Linked DNA regions of Homo sapiens: region 2 is linked to region 1. A link is an interaction called in ENCODE POLR2A ChIA-PET data of the cell type or tissue named here. Cell type or tissue: PC-3. All regions are shown on one strand.

Region 1 (8,000 bases):
TTCTGCCATTTTGATTCTCATCACTAGATTAGATTTGCCTCTTCTAGAATTTCATAAACATGCAGTCATATAGTATGCATTCATTTGGGCCTGGCTTCTTTCACTCAGTGTTTTTTTTTTTTTTTTGAGATTTATCCATGTTCATGCATGTATTAGTAATTTGTTTTTTCCATTGCTGAACAGCACTCCATTGTATAACTATATCATAGTTCACATGTCCATTGTGTAACTACATCATAATTCACAAGGCCATTCTCCTATTAATGGACATTTGGGCTACTACTCATTTCTGGCCACCATGAATATAGTTGCTACAAACATTCTGGCACAAATCCTTCAATGGACATGTTTCATTTCTCCTGAGATGTAGAATTGCTGGGTCGTAGGGCAGGTGTATGTTCAATTTTATAAAGAGCTGACAAATAGTTCTTGAAAGTACCATTCTGTACTCCCACCAGTAATGTACAAGAGTTCTGGCCATTCCATGTCCTCCCCAATATTTGGTATTGTCACTCTTTTTAATTTTAGCCTTTCTAACATGTGTATTAGTGTATTATTGCGTTTCCAATTATTCACCTGATGTCTAATTAAGTTTGAGCACTTTCACGTTTTTACTGACCTTTCATATATCTGTTCTTACAAAGTTTCTTTGTCGAGTGTTCTAATTTTTATTTGGATATTTGTCTTTTTATTGTTAAGCCACAGGAGTCCTTATCAGATATCTGTATTATGGATATCCTCTCCTAGCATGCGGCCTGCCTAATCATTTAATTCATAGTATCTTAGGATGTGCAGAAGCTTTTTATATTATTTGTTTTTTTATTTGAAGTTCAATTTATCAATATTTTAATAGTTTTTTTGTCGTTTGTTTGTTTTTCTGTAAAGATACCTAAGAAACCTTTGCCTACCTCAAGGTCACAAAGTTATTTTGCTATATATTTCTATACAAGGCTCATGGTTTTAGCTTTCATTGTTGGTTCTATGAGCCATCTCAAATCAATTCATGTGTATTGTGTGAGGTGGAGGTTGAGGTTCTCTTTTTCATATAGTTTGCACCATCATTTATTGAAAAGATGTTCCTAATGAATTTCTTTGGAGCCCTTTTCAAAAGTCAGCTAACTGTGTGTGTGAGCCTATTTCTGGGCTCTATTTTCTTCTATTCTACTTGTCTCTCCTTACACCAACACCACACTGCATCAATTACTGTCGCTTTACAGCAAGTTCTGAAATTAGAATAGTTCTTTAATCCTTTTATTTTCTTTCAAAAATGTATTGGCCATTTTAGGTCCTAGTCTCCTCCATAAAATTTAAGAAGCAGCTTGTTAGTTTCCACCAAAAAATGCACAATGGGATATTGACTGGGAGTACATTAAGTGTAAAGATGAGTTTATGGAGAACTGGCATCCCAACAATGTCGACTCCTCCAGTGCATAAACCTGGTACTTCTCTGCATTTATGTGGAACTTCTCTGCATTTATGTGCATTTTCTTTAACTTCTCTCAACAGTGTTTTGTAGTTTTTAGTGTAGATGTCTATACATCTTCCATTAAAATTATCTCTAAATATTTTTGATCCCATTTTAAGTAGTAATTTTCAAAATTTCATATTCCAGTTATTTGTTGCTGGTATATAGAAATAGAATTTATTTTCTATTTCTATATCAGTTATATTTGATATACAATATAATCATGTGTCTTGGGATCTTTCTAAATGTACTTATTAGTTCCAATAGGTTTTATTATTTTTTAAATAGATTCTTAGGACTTTCTACATAGTTAATGATGTCTGTGAATAGAGACAGTTTTACCTCTTCCTTTCCAATATATGCCCTTTATTTATTTTTTATCGTTGTCTTATTACATCTGCTAGCAGCTCTAGTATTACGTTGAATAGAAGTTGTGACAGTGGCCATCCTTGCTTGGTTCCTGATCTTAGGGGGAATGCATTCATTCTTTCACCATTAAGTTAGCTGTTGATTTTTTCTAAATGCCCTTTATCAGGCTGAGGAAATTTCACCATATTTGTTGAAAAATAAATGTAAATAATGAATATTAAATACTGTTTTGAGATCTTTTGAGATGATCACATGATTTTTTCCCTTTACTAGTACGATGAATTACACTGATTTTTAAATGTTAAATCAACCTTTTATTTCTGGGATAAACCTCCAGTTAGGCATGATGTGTTTTCCTGCTGAATTCTGTTTGCTGAATTCCAACTCAATTCCTGCTGAATTTCAGTTCCATGGAAGGTTTTTATACCTAGACTGATGAGGGATACTGGTCTGTAATTTTCTTTTTCTTTTCTTTTTTTTTTTTTTTTTTGCAAAGTGAAAGCAAGTTTATTAAGAAAGTAAAGGAATAAAAGGATGGCTACTTCACAGAGCAGCTGTAATTTTCTTTTGTCGTAATATCCTTGTATGGTTTTGTTTTCAGGGTCATTATGAATTATACCAGTTGGAAGTGTTGCACTCTGTTTTCAGAAAATGTTTTTGTAAGATTTGCCTTTCTTAAATGTTGGATAGAATTGAGCAAGAAAACCATCGGGGCTGATAATTTGTTGTAGGAAATTTTTTAACTGCACATTTACTTTCTATAATATATAGAGTGATCATTAGATTTTTTTTCTTGGGTCAGTTTTATATTTGTATTTTTCAAAGAATTTGTCCATCTCATCTAAGTTTTCAAATTTATCAGCACTAAGTTAGGATATTCTTTATTTTCCCTTTATCATCACCAATATCTATATTGATGTCCCTCTTTCAGTTCTGATAATGGTAACTTTTGGTTTCTTTCTTTTTTTAGTAGTCTAGCTAAGGGCTTATCATTTTCATTGATCTTCTCAAAGACCAGCTTTGGTTTTTTTTTTTTAGTTTTTTTTTTTTTTCAAAGACCAACCTTTGGTTTTGTTGATTTTTTTAAAAAAACCTACCATTGATATGTTTTCTGTTTCACTAATTCTTTATCATTTGCTTGATTCTACTTATTTTGCATTTAATTTATTCTTTCAAGCTTCATAAGGTGAAAGTTTAAATCACTAATTTTTTCCTTCATTTTTTTTCTAACGTATATAGTTAAACCTATAAATATGTAAGCTGTGCTTTGGCTGTCTATTTCACAAATTTTGATGTGTTGTGTTTTCATTATTAATCAGTTCAATGTATTTTCTAATGTCCCTTGATTTATTTGACCCATGGATTATTTATTAGTATGTTATTTAATTCCTAAGTATTTTTAAGGTTTACTGGGTATCTTTTTTGTTATTGATTTCTAATTTAATTTTGCTGTCATCAGAACACATCCTGTATTATTGCAATCTTTTAAAATTCACTGAAACTTATTTTGTCACCAAGGAAAAGGCCTAGTTTAGTGAATGTTCCTTGTATACTTATGAAGTTTGGGGTTGTTTAATAGTGTTCAAATCTTATATATTCACTGTTTTATTTTGTCCTCGTTTTATCATTTAATGACAAAGGAATGTTACAATCACCAACTGTAATTGTGAATTTATCCATTTGTCTCTTCTATACATTTTTGCTTCTATACATTTTTGCTTCATAGATTTTGATGCTGTTATTAGGTATATGCAGATAGTAGTTATATGTTCTTGGTTAACTGTCCTGTTCATCATTCTGAAATATCTTTCTTTATATCTATTAAATACTCTATCTTGAGTTCTACTTCATCTGACTTTTAACAATTCCAGCCTTCCTATGATTAACATTTATACATTGTATCCATTTCCATCCTTTGTTTAATCCACTTGTGTCTTTTTATCTGTGGCTTTTGTAACTAGCATATAGTTGAGCCTCGCTATTTTATAAAATCTGGCAAACACTATCTTTTATTTGCTCCATATCTATTTCATGTAACTATATTTGCTCCATTTCCATTTGAGGTAACTATTGATATAGCTGGGTTTAATCTACCATTATGCAGTTTGCTTTCTTTTTGCCCCATTTGTTCTTTGTCCCTTTTTACCTCCCTCTTGCTTTATTTTGGACTGATTGAGAATTTTTTTTTAACTATGCTTCTATGCTTGTTTTTTTTTTTTTTTTTTTTTTTTTTTTTTTTTTTTGGTGGTCACTCTAGAGCAAGGGGTCAGTCAGCTCCATAGCCTATGGGCCAAATTCAGCCAACCACCTATTTTTGTAAATAGTTTTATTGGAACATAGCCATACTCATTCACTTACATATTGTATTTGATTGCTTTTGTTCCATAGTGGCAGAGCTAACTGCAACAGAGACTGTATGGTCAAAAAAGCCTAAAATATTTACTCTCAGGCATTTTACAAAACAAGTTTGCAAATCCCTGCTCAGCACAATCCTGCCTAACAGAAATATAATGCAAGCCACATATGCAATTTAAAAAATTCTACTAACCACATTTCAAAAAGTAAAAAGAAACAGGTAGAATCTATTTTAATAACGTCCTCTGATTAAACCAGTATCCACAATGGTATAATCAGAATAATATTACTGAGATACTTACATCTTTTTCTAAAGTCTTCAAAATTTGGTGTCTATTTTATAGTAACAGCACATCTCAATTATAACTAGCCATATTTCAAGTGGTCAAGTCATATTAGACAGCGTGGCTCTAGAAATTACCATGTGCACATTTAACTGATCATATTACATTCTATCTTGACTTAATGTGTAAGAACCTTAAAAATATATACTTCCCTTTATCCCTCATCCTTTGTGCTATTGTTGTTATACGTTTTGCTTTTACATGTGTAATATATTTCAGAATGCATTGGTATTGTTGCTTTAAGGAGCCATTTTTCATTTTAAAAAAATTAAGAAAGGAAAAGGAAAAAAAGTCTTAACATATCCCAGTATTTACAGTTACTGAAATTCTTTATTCCTTCAATAGATCTTAGTTTGGTATAATTTCTCTTCAGCCTGAACAAATTCCTTTAACATTTATCATAGTATATATTTCCTGGAATCTAATTCTGTCACCTCTTGTCTGTCTGAAAATATTTGTATTTCACCTGCATTTTTTTTTGTAGTGGTGGATTTATATTTTATTTCTGCATTTTTTTAACAGTTTATTTTGAAGTAACTGTAGACTCCGAAATTGCAAAAATACATACAGCCTCCCTATACCCTTACCTACCCTTTCACCCAACTCCTGCAAATGAAAACATTTTACATAACCATAATATAATTTTACAAAGCAGGAAATTGACATTCATATACTACCATAAAATACAGACCTTATTAGGATATCACCAATTTTGACATGTACTCGTGCATGTCTGTGTTCCTTAGATATTTTATAACATGTATGGAGTAACCACCACAATTATCCTGCAGACCTGTTCCATGACCACGTAGGAATTGCTCATGCTATAGTGACACTCTCTTCCCAATCCTAATCCTCAGAAAGCAGTGGGTTTATTCTGCATCACTGTAATTTTATCATTTTGAGTGTATCATATAAATCAAATCTTATGATATGTAACTTGTTGAGAATGGCTTTGTTTCATTCGTCATCATGCCCTTGAGATCGATCCAAGTTTTGTGTACATGAGCAGTTCATTCCTTTTTATTGCTCAGTAGTAATCTGAAGTATGGATATACCATTGAAGAACATTTGGTTTCTTTCCAGTTTTTGTCCATTCACTATTCAGTAGGTTAGCTGTAGACATTTTTATAGATGTTCTGTATAAAGTTGAGGAAGCTCCCCTCCATTTCTAATGTACTAAGAGTTTTCATCATGAATAGGTGCTGAATATTGTCAAATGCTTTTTCTGTATCAATTAATATGATCATGTGATTTTTCTTCTTTAGACTGTTACCATAGTGGATGACACTGGTTTGTGGTTGAATATTAAATTAGTCTTCCATTCCTTGAATCAACCCCACTTCGTCATTTTATATTATTCTTTTTATATGTTGCTGGATTTAATTTGCTAGTATTTTAATGAGGAGTTTTACATCTGTGCTCATGAGAGCTGATGTCTGTTGTTATCTTTTTATTCTACTGTTTTTGTTGGTTTTGGTATCAGGGTAATGGTGACCTTATGAGTTGAGAAGCCTTCCTCCTCTTCTTAATTTCTGGAAGAAAATGTATAGAATTGATCCTGTTTCTTTTTCACGTTTTGCAGAATTCTCTAGTGAAACCATCTGGGTCTGGAGATTCCTTTTTAGCTATGAATTCAATTTCTTTAGTAAGACTATTCAGATATTTATTTCAAGAGTAGGCAAACTTTTCTGTAAAGAGCCAGATGGTAAAAAATTTAGGTTTTGCAGGTCATATGGACTCTTGTCACAACTATTTATCTCTTGCATTTTTATTATTTCATCTTGAGTTAGTTTTGGTAATTTGTGATTTTTCCAGGAATTGGTCCATTTCATCTGAGCTATCAAATTTTTGTTGGTATAATTATTCATACTATTCCTTTATTCAAATCCCTTAAATGCCTGTGGGGTCTGTAGTGATATTTGTTTCTTCCCAGATACTGGTAGTTTGTGTTTTCTTTCCCTGTTAGTCTTGCTAGTTTGTCATTCTTATTGGTCATGTCTCAGAACCAGCTTTTGATTGATCATTCTGTATTTTTTAATTGCCAATGTTATTGATTTCTGCTCTAATTTCTATCTTTCTGCTTGCTTTGGATTTCTTTTTTTTTTAATTCTTTTTTTGACAAATATAATTGTATATATCATATCTATGGGGTACAATGTGATGCTTTGATATATGTCTACATTGTGGGATGTTTAACTCACACTAATTAACAAATCCATCATGTCACATACTTGTCATTTCTTTTTATAATTTCTTGGGGTGCAAACAGATTATTAAATTGGGACTTTTTGTCTTTTCTAGTACAAATATTTAGTATTATAAATTTCCCTTCTAGCATGACATTAGCTATGTCCCATGTTTTGATATGTTGTATTTTTATTTCCATTCGGTTCAATGTATTTTTTAATTTTCCTGGGGTCTCTTTGACCCATTTAAAGGGGTCTTTAAATTTTAAAGCATTTGGAGATTTTCCTATTATTTCTTTCCTTCATCTTGATCTTGGTGTATTTTCTTCCCTTTTTTCCAGTTTAGGTAGAAGCTTAGGCTATTGATTTGAACCCACTATTTTTTCTAATGTAAGTATTCCATGCTATAAGTGTCCTGCTAAACCCTGTTTGTACTGCATCCTGTAAATATTTATACATTTCAATTTTGTTCACTTCAAAATATATTTCCCCTTGAGACTTTTAATACCTTATTTAGAAATGTGTTAATTCCCAAGTATCTGAAGATTTTTTTTTCAGTTATTGATTTCTAGTTTAATTATATTATGGTCTAACAATATAAATTTGTTAGGGTTTGTTTTATGGATAGGATATGACGGTCTGCCTGGTTGAATGTTCCAGTTGCAGTTGAAAAGAACATGTATTTTCCTGTTTGGGGGTGAAGTAGTCTATAAATATCAGCTAGATCCCATTATCTTGTGATGTTACTGATTTATTTTATATTCCTGCTGATTTTCACTCTAGTAGTTATATCAATTACTGAGAACAGAGCTTTCTAGTTAGGGAGATGTGCGATGCCAACTCTTTGCTGTTTAATGCACAGCAGGCACGGTCAAAAGGGCAAGTGCCTCTCCAGTTTCTGAGGCCAGAGTGGAGGGTTGCTGTTGCTCTGATGTTTGCTCAGTGCAAGGTGGAGAAGGTTGGTAGCTCTCTACTACGGTCTCTACAGTGTCTGGTGGGGAGGAAGACAGGTACCACATCTGCTTGTGTTAGTGCAGGGAGGAACAGGCTATATGGCTCTGCCTTACAGTTTTGGTAGTCTCCTGGTGGGAAGGAAGGGGGACCACCTCAGTAGTACAGGCTGGGAAAGGTTGTCAGAGCTCTATCTCACAATTTCCCTAACACCCAGTGGGATAGGGTATCACCTTGTTAGTGTGAGGACGGTCAACAGGGCTCTACCTGTCTCCACAGTGCTTGATGGGGGAAGGGTAGGTGTGCTCCCTGGTTAGTGTAGGGTGA
Region 2 (8,000 bases), 430 kb before region 1:
CTTTTATTTAAATATACTTAGTATTAATTTTGATATTATGTATTGATTAGAATTTTCTCTTTGTGATGCATAATGACAGTAATGAGAGATACCCTTCTGCCTTTTCTACTCAGTAGACATTGGCGGTTGCTTTTAAACACATATTCTTTTTTGGAATGTGGGTCCCCATCTCTAGCGCATTGAAAGTTGTTTTTTATTTTTTTTTTAATTTTTGAATCATGACTATATGTTACATTTATAAATGCCTTTAAATCATCTATCAGAAAGTTTTCACAGTCTTTTTCTTATGATCATGTAGTGTGATGAAAAAGGGTTATAGATTGCAATCTTAAATTTCTAGATTAAACCTTATTTGGTATAGTTTTCATTTTAAAAATCAGAATTTGATAATACTATGTTTAATATTTGTGCATCTATAGTCATAAGTAAAATTGGTCTACTTTTGGTATTATTCTTTTCAAGTATTTTTCTAAGTATTAAAAATTTATTTTTGTAAACCTGTCCCATGGCTATTACCTAGATGAATAGGTGTCTTAGTCCACTTGGTGTCATTCTAAAGGCATAACTGAGGCTGGTCAACTGATAAAAGAGGTTTATTGGCTTATGGTTCTGTAGACTGTATAAAAAGTATGGTGCCAGCGTCTGCTCAGCTTCTGGTGAGGGTCTAAGTCTACTTCCACTATATTGGAAGAAGAAACTAGTGCCTACAGAAACCACAGAGCAAGAGAGAAAGTGGCAGGGGAAGTGCCAGGTTCTTTTTAACCAGCTCTCACAGGAACTAATAGAGTGAGAAGTCACTCACCCCCGAGGGAAGGCATTAATCTATGCTGGAGGGTTCCACCACCATCACCCAAACACCTTACATTAGGTCCAGCCTCCAAAACGGGATCAAATTTCAACATGAGGTTTGGAGGGATCAAACATCCAAGCTACAGCAGTAGGTAAACAAATAGGACAAACTACATTACCCAAATCCACTTGACTAGGAGGAATTCAGCTGTTAGACCTAATGAATGCAATGAATAGATGAAAATTTTAGCCTTCTATACACAGGTTAAAACAACTTTCAGAAATACAGTTGTTTCCATATCACATCAAACCAATTTATGTATTTGTAAATTAAAACTTTAAGTTATTCGGTTTATCACCTATATGCATAACACATAAATACAAGGAAAAACTAGATTGATTTTTCTTTTTCATTAATTACATTACTGACAGAATGTTTGAGCTTCAAGAAAAAACTCTAATCAGAACAAATTTTGGTAAAAACTGGCACTATATAAGAGCAAAATTTCTGTGTAATAGGAAAAGACAGACATATAGATCAATGGAATAGTATAGAAAGCCCAGAAATAAACTCTTGCATATATAACCAAATGACTTTGACAAGAATGCTAGATATTCAATCAGAAAAGTATAGTTGTTTTTGACAAATGATGTTAAGAAAACTGGATATTCACATGCAAAAGAATGAGGTTGGACCCGTACCTTACTCCATATACAAAATTAATTCAAAATGGATTAAAGACATGTAAAGAGATGTAACAGTTAAAACTATAAAACTGTTAAAAGAAAACATAAGATAAAAACTTCATGACACTGGATTTGGCAAAGATCTTGGATATGATACCAAAAGGCAGCAAAAGCAAACAGAGATAAATTGCACTTCATCAAAATCTAAAAATTCTGCACATCTAACAACATCTATCTTTCTATAGCTACTATCAACAGAGTATAAAAGGCAACATATGGAATAAAATATTTGCAAATCATATTCTAATAAGGGTTCAATATCCAGAATATATGAACAACTCATAGAACTCAACAACAACCCAATTTAAAAACAGTTAAAGGACTTGAATAGACTTTTCTCACAAGAAGATATATAGTTGGCCACTAAGAACATAAAAAGATGTTTAATATCACTAACCATTAGGGAAATGTACATCAAAAGCACAGTAAGCTATCCCTTCACATTCATTAAGATGACTATTTTTTTAAAAAATTAGAAAATAATAAGTGGCAAGGATGTGGAGAAATTACTGCCCTTAAGCATTGCTTGTGGGAGTATGAAATGCTGTAACTACCACAGAAAACAGTATGGCAGTTCTATGTTTAAAAAACTAAGCATGGAATTACCATATGATCCAGCTATTTCATTTCTGGGTATGTACGCAAAAGAACTAAAATCAGGGAAGCAAACAGATATTTGTGCATCAGTGTTCACAGCAACACTATTCATCATACTGAAAATCTGGAAACATCCCAACATCCATGGATCAGTGAATAAATAAATGTGTTATATAGATACAATGGAGTATTATACACCCTTAAAAAGAATGACATTCTGACACATGCTATAAGGATGAGCCTTGAAGACATTATGCTAAATGAAATAATCCAGACACAAAAAGACAAATATTGTATGGTTCCACTTATATAAGGTACCTAAAGTAGTCAAATTCATAGAAACAGACAATACAACGGTAGTTGCCAGGGCTGGAGGGAGAGGAGAATGGGTGTTATTTTTTAATGGGTACAGAGTTTCAGCTTGGAAAGATGAAAGATTTTTGGACATGGATGTTGGTGATTCTTGCACAACAATGTCAATGTGTGTAATGCCTCTAAACTTTACACTTAAAAATTGCTAAAATTGTAAATTTTAAGTTATGTATATTTTACCACAATTTAAAAATACTAAAGTGCTTGAGGTCAAGGTTTATGTCTTTTTCTCCATATGTCAAAAGTTGGCCACACATTGGAGCCTCCAGAGTCAGATGCACCACATTTAAAACCCAGTTTTTTCACTTACCGGCTATTTGACTATTACTAACCTTTAAAGATTATTATTTGCATATCTATGAAGTGACAGTTAGAATAATACCTACCTGTGACTTGACATGAAGAATAAATGTGTAATGCTTAAAAATGTTTAGTATAATGCTGACAAATTGTAGTCACTAAAGAATTAACCACTATTACTCCTGTCTTAGAAAATCTGACACAGTGCTCACTTCTGAGGCCACCTGCATTTCTGGACACGGTCTTGGCCTTGATTCTCTGTCTATAAAGTGGGAACTATGTAGTTTGCATCGCAGAGCTGCTATGATGAGATTATGTGAAAGTGCTTATAAATTACAGGACTATATAGAAATAAGCTATCTCACAGCAGAGAATAACAAAATACATTAGAAACTAAAGCAAAAAAATGGGAAGGAAGGAAGGAAGGAAGGAAGGAAGAAGGAAGGAAGGAAGGAAGGAAGGAAAGAAAGAAAGAAAGAAAGAAAGAAAGAAAGAAAGAAAGAAAGAAAGAAAGAAAGAAAGAAAGGAAAGAAACTACTTGCCACGAGAACAATTTTCAATGCTGACTTTACATGTAAAAACACTTCAAAAGAAGATATTCAGAAACCTCCAAAACTAGAATTACAATATCCAGGTTTCTCAGATATAAAAAGATTGATTACACACAAAAAAAGAATATTTTATGGTGGCATTCGAACACATGAAAAATAACCCAAATACCTATCATTCTAGAACCATTGCTCATACCACACTTTATGACTAAAGAAAAACTACCCTCCGCATAGGCTCTGGTCTCATCGCATACTCAGTCTCAATGGGATTTCCTTAAGAGTCAAAACCCCGACAATTGCATGAAGCCGGAAGCTCAGCAATCTTCTGAGGGCATCTATCTTGTTTTCTAAGAAGCATTTTGGAGGTTTTTCTTTACCTGGAGAAAGCACTGGCTAGAGCTATCTGTAAGTGCACTTCTTCTCTTGAACAGCAGAGGGTACTCCAACTCCGCGAGAGACAGACCATCTCAGCCCCTCAGTCCGCTGTGTCTTCCTGGCCTCGTCAAGACATGAACCCCAGACCAAAACAGTTCCGTTTCCACAAAATATTCCACTGAAAACCTATTACTATTCCGTGGGAATTATCGGCACATTCCAAAGGAGTAAATGGAGCCGTGGCAAAGGGAAAGGGTGGAGTCCCACCACACTGCAGGCTGCCTTAGGCCTGACCAGTTCCTCTCATACCTCTTACATTCTAAAGAGAGTTAAAAAATGTCTGTGGCAGAAATTGTGAAGGATTAACGAATACCTCCCATAGCCCCTAACTCCAAAGCAGAGTTACTGAGGAATATTAAGTTACAGCCACACAGCGTCAAACTGGCACCTGGCTGAGCTGTCCCACCATCTTAATAAAAGTCCCACAAGCAGAGGGAATAGGATGGGAAGACTCTTACCTAGCACGCTGTCAGGAAAAGTTTAGGAAACACAAAACAAAGCAGTGACTCTACCAGCCTGACCAAAATAAAGTCATCTTACTTTAAATGTGAATGTGCCTAGAAATTTCTGAGGCTAATTCATATTGTGCAAATGATGCTGCCTTCTAACGTGACACTGAAAGAATTGCAAAACATTCTCTAAATATAACAAACAGAAAAAACTTTCATGCCTTCTGCTCTTTTCTTCCTGATGCCATTATTCAGGTAGTTATTCAAATGGCCCTAATTTAATTAAGGGAAAAGCAGATAAAACTTTTTCTTTTTTTCTTTAATACAACATTCCCTTCACTCCATTCGTATGGCTTAGGAGTTCGGGTAATTCTCTGTAAGGTCATCCAAGGAAGACTTCTTTTCCTTTTTTCTATTCTCCCTGGCTGCTCCCTTTCCCTATCCCATTTTTGTCATCTTATCCCCTTCAGCCAACACAATATGCATTCTTTCCAGATCAGCCAAGCATTACAAGCAAATAACCACTCGCTGGGTGCGGTGGCTCACGCCTGTAATCCCAGCACTTTGGGAGGCCGAGGCAGGTGGATCAACTGAGGTCAGGTGTTCGAGACCAGCCTGGCCAACATGGTGAAACCCTGTCTCTACTAAAAATACAAAAAATTAGCCAGGAGTGGTGGCAGACGCCTGTAGTCCCAGCTACTTGGGAGGCTGAGGCAGGAGAACCGCTTGAACCTGGGAGGCAGAAGTTGCAGTGAGCCAAGATTGACCCATTGTACTCCAGCCTGGATGACAAGAGTGAAACTCCATCTAAAAAAAAAAAAAGATAACCATTCAAATATGAATCTATATTAACTAATATATCATGAAGTCACCTTGCCTTTGTGGTTTTGGCAAAATTCTGGTGAAATTTCTAATGAAGGAAACTCATTGTAATATCCTTCAGGCAATTTAACAAGCTTCAGAAAATGGGGCATATATAGAATATACAATAGATTCTTAGGTCATTCTAGGCACTGTACCTTAGGTGCCTTGGTAGTAGTTACTAGGCCCTTTTATGGGCTTTATGAAGATAGAGAATCAGGTTCAAATTCTGTCTCTGGTGGTTGTTTTAACCTGTGTGACCTGAAGTACTTAACCTCTTTGATCTTCCATATTCCCAGATATAAAAATAAAGAGAAGGACAATCTAGGGCTATTAAAAGGATTCACATTTCATAATCATGTTTCAACCACAAACCTGGGTGCTCAGTAAACATGACATTTTCTCTTTGATTAAAAGAATGAATTAAATGCTACACCAATTTTGTAAAACTCAAATTGACAAATGTTAGTTTCATCCAAAGCATTTGCATGTTTCTGGCCTAGAAGTTCAAATTCTTCATTTTACTCTCTCCATTTCAGGGCATACAATGTAAAGAAGCTTCACGAAAAATAAAAGAAAAGTGAAAATATATTTAGCTACAAATGATTGTCCTCTTCCCTGAAAATTACAGAAGAGGTATCTTCTATTAATGGCAGTGAACGAGAAAATGTTCTGCTGCCTCTGAAAATGAACAGGCATAAAGAAGACTGACAAAGAGCCACCTGACATTGCCAGACTTGTGGAGAAGGCTTCAGTGCAGTGCTCTCAGCATTTCTAAATAAAACTGCACATCTAGGTTTCTTTCCAAATAGTATATTGATTACTTGCAGTCAAATTGTGGTCTTTCAAACAGCATGTTCCTTTATCATCATGGAACCAGCAGTTTCAGATTCCGTAATTGAGAGCTACATAGTTTATAGGAATTGGTATTCAGAATAAGACTTTTTAGTTTGAAGCTGAATAATGATAGATGTATGTGGAGATCAGTCGCTTGCTGGGAAAAAATCGTGCAGTTCATGTTTTCATATTTTTGCCAGGAGAAATAGCACCTTATGCATTTTTTCCAGAAACAAAAATATTTCCATCCACCATACCAGTTTAGAAGACTGAATTCTAGAAATTTCTTGGTGGTAGTTTCTCTTTTTGGGGAGAGGGCTACTCTAAACTAAAGAAACCCCCTAAATTCACCTCCTAATATGGCAAAATTATTTGTTCCATATTATATATACCATATATTTTGTCTTTAATGCTCAATTCATGAATTGTGAAAAATGACAGAGAGAATGTATCATCTAGCTATTCCATGATGGATCATGATATACTTGTACCCTCCTAAATGAAAACAAATGCATACTTTTCAGTCATTTACTTTTTTTTTTTTAAGTAGAGGTCATTAATGATCTTCCTTAATTTTATTTCATCCATATAATCATATAATTTGAGAAATATCATTAATGATATATCTGTCCCTTCTTTTGAATGTGCATATATATATTATATATATTTCAAGCTAATTCAAATATAAATATTAAAATTATTCTTTAAATTTTTATGAAATATTTTAGATATATTTTTAAAATAATGAACTCCGTAATTGATTATGGCACAAACATCCCTTACCCTGCCCTTCCCTTTTTGGTGGGGAGAGAGAGTCTCAAATGTAGTGATTTAATCAAAAATAGACTTTTTAATTCACATCTCATTAAATATGAGTTTAAAAGAAAAGACTAAAGTGTTTTATGTAAAGTTCTGTGATTTGTAAAACCTAAGAGATTGCTCCCGTAGCAGTTCCCTGAGCAAAATAAAATCAGTCCATTTCAGAAGACATAAATTGCTTACCTGTAGACTAAAAGAAATCTAAAGGAAATGTCCTACTCTCCTAATTAGAAATATTTGTAGAGAAAGTATACTGTTTATGACACTGGAAATAGTTTCGTCTGCTGGTTCTAAGTGTGTGTGCTATTCTAAAAGGCACTATTCCCACAATTAATTACAGTATCATATGATTATAATTTTAGATGTAGCTCCATGATGTATTTTGAGATGTCACTAATCCACCTTGATCCCCCTCTTCTCTCAAGCTCTGCAATGTAATGTCATGTAGCTAGGCATTCCAAGCAGTTTTCTAGTCATTTCATATATTTTAGTTTACAGTTTACGAAGACTGCATATTATTCGTGGGCACAGACTCACAAAAGTTTGCTTCTTATATATCCCTATAGTTTTAAAAAAATTAACAGGTATAGAATAGGACCTCCAAAATCGTTTTTTGTTCAAAATAAATTATTTTAGGAAATTTTATTGCATACTAACAATACTTTTTAAAATCACAGTGATTTTGTTATGGTATCAGTAATATCAAGAAATTGTGAAAAGTTATTTGCAAACTATAGTCCTTCAATCCAAATTATTTTGTCACTTTACAGCACACACATTTCTTGGTGAAATTTGCAGGCTTCAGTATATATGTCAAGTAATGACTAGATCTGGAATAGTTGTGTTAATTTGGAAAAAAATGTTATTAAAGTTTTATTTTGTTAGCCTTGACATATTCATTTTATTATTTTAAAGTAAAAGAATAATGAAAGTGGAATTGAAAGGTTTTTTTATTTTGAAATTTAAGAATTATTGTATCATGTCTTAAAGAATTGTAAGATCCCAATAATATGTGAAAGGAGCCAAAGATATTTTTACCTAAACAAAATGATCAATTAATAGTTTATCTTTACTTTTCAAATTCAGTAAATATTTGTCTGATTTGTTTCACATAAAAGAGAAGAGACGGCCACTTGCTCATCATAAATTACATAATTATTTTATGTATGTGAATTTTACATTATGATTGTTTTTGAAAAACCCCTCGTAAGGATTAGGGAATCCTATTTAAGAAACGTAGTGG

Evidence for each region. Peaks named below come from ENCODE experiments on the same cell type or tissue, not always from the same donor. Only the 100,000 strongest peaks of a DNase experiment are listed, where the experiment ranks them.
Region 2: POLR2A ChIA-PET joins it to region 1 with 17 read pairs; 2 of 35 experiments call an interaction of 5 or more read pairs at or near these places.

Annotation. Positions count from the first base shown.
Region 1 is chr2:58,147,691-58,155,690 of GRCh38, forward strand. The region is part of intron 12 of VRK2 (VRK serine/threonine kinase 2); the gene reads left to right. Among named protein-coding and RNA genes, the nearest start is that of FANCL, 90 kb to the right of the region's middle. In PC-3, no CTCF peak of the experiment used is centred here; no DNase peak of the experiment used is centred here.
Region 2 is chr2:57,717,216-57,725,215 of GRCh38, forward strand. LOC105374697 (a long non-coding RNA gene) reads left to right here and starts at 3,685. Exons shown (of 3, transcript XR_940111.3): 1 at 3,685-3,761; 2 at 5,641-5,737. In PC-3, CTCF peaks have their summits at 3,792 (motif pointing right) and 4,006; a DNase peak (open chromatin) is centred at 3,716; H3K4me3 peaks cover 987 bases.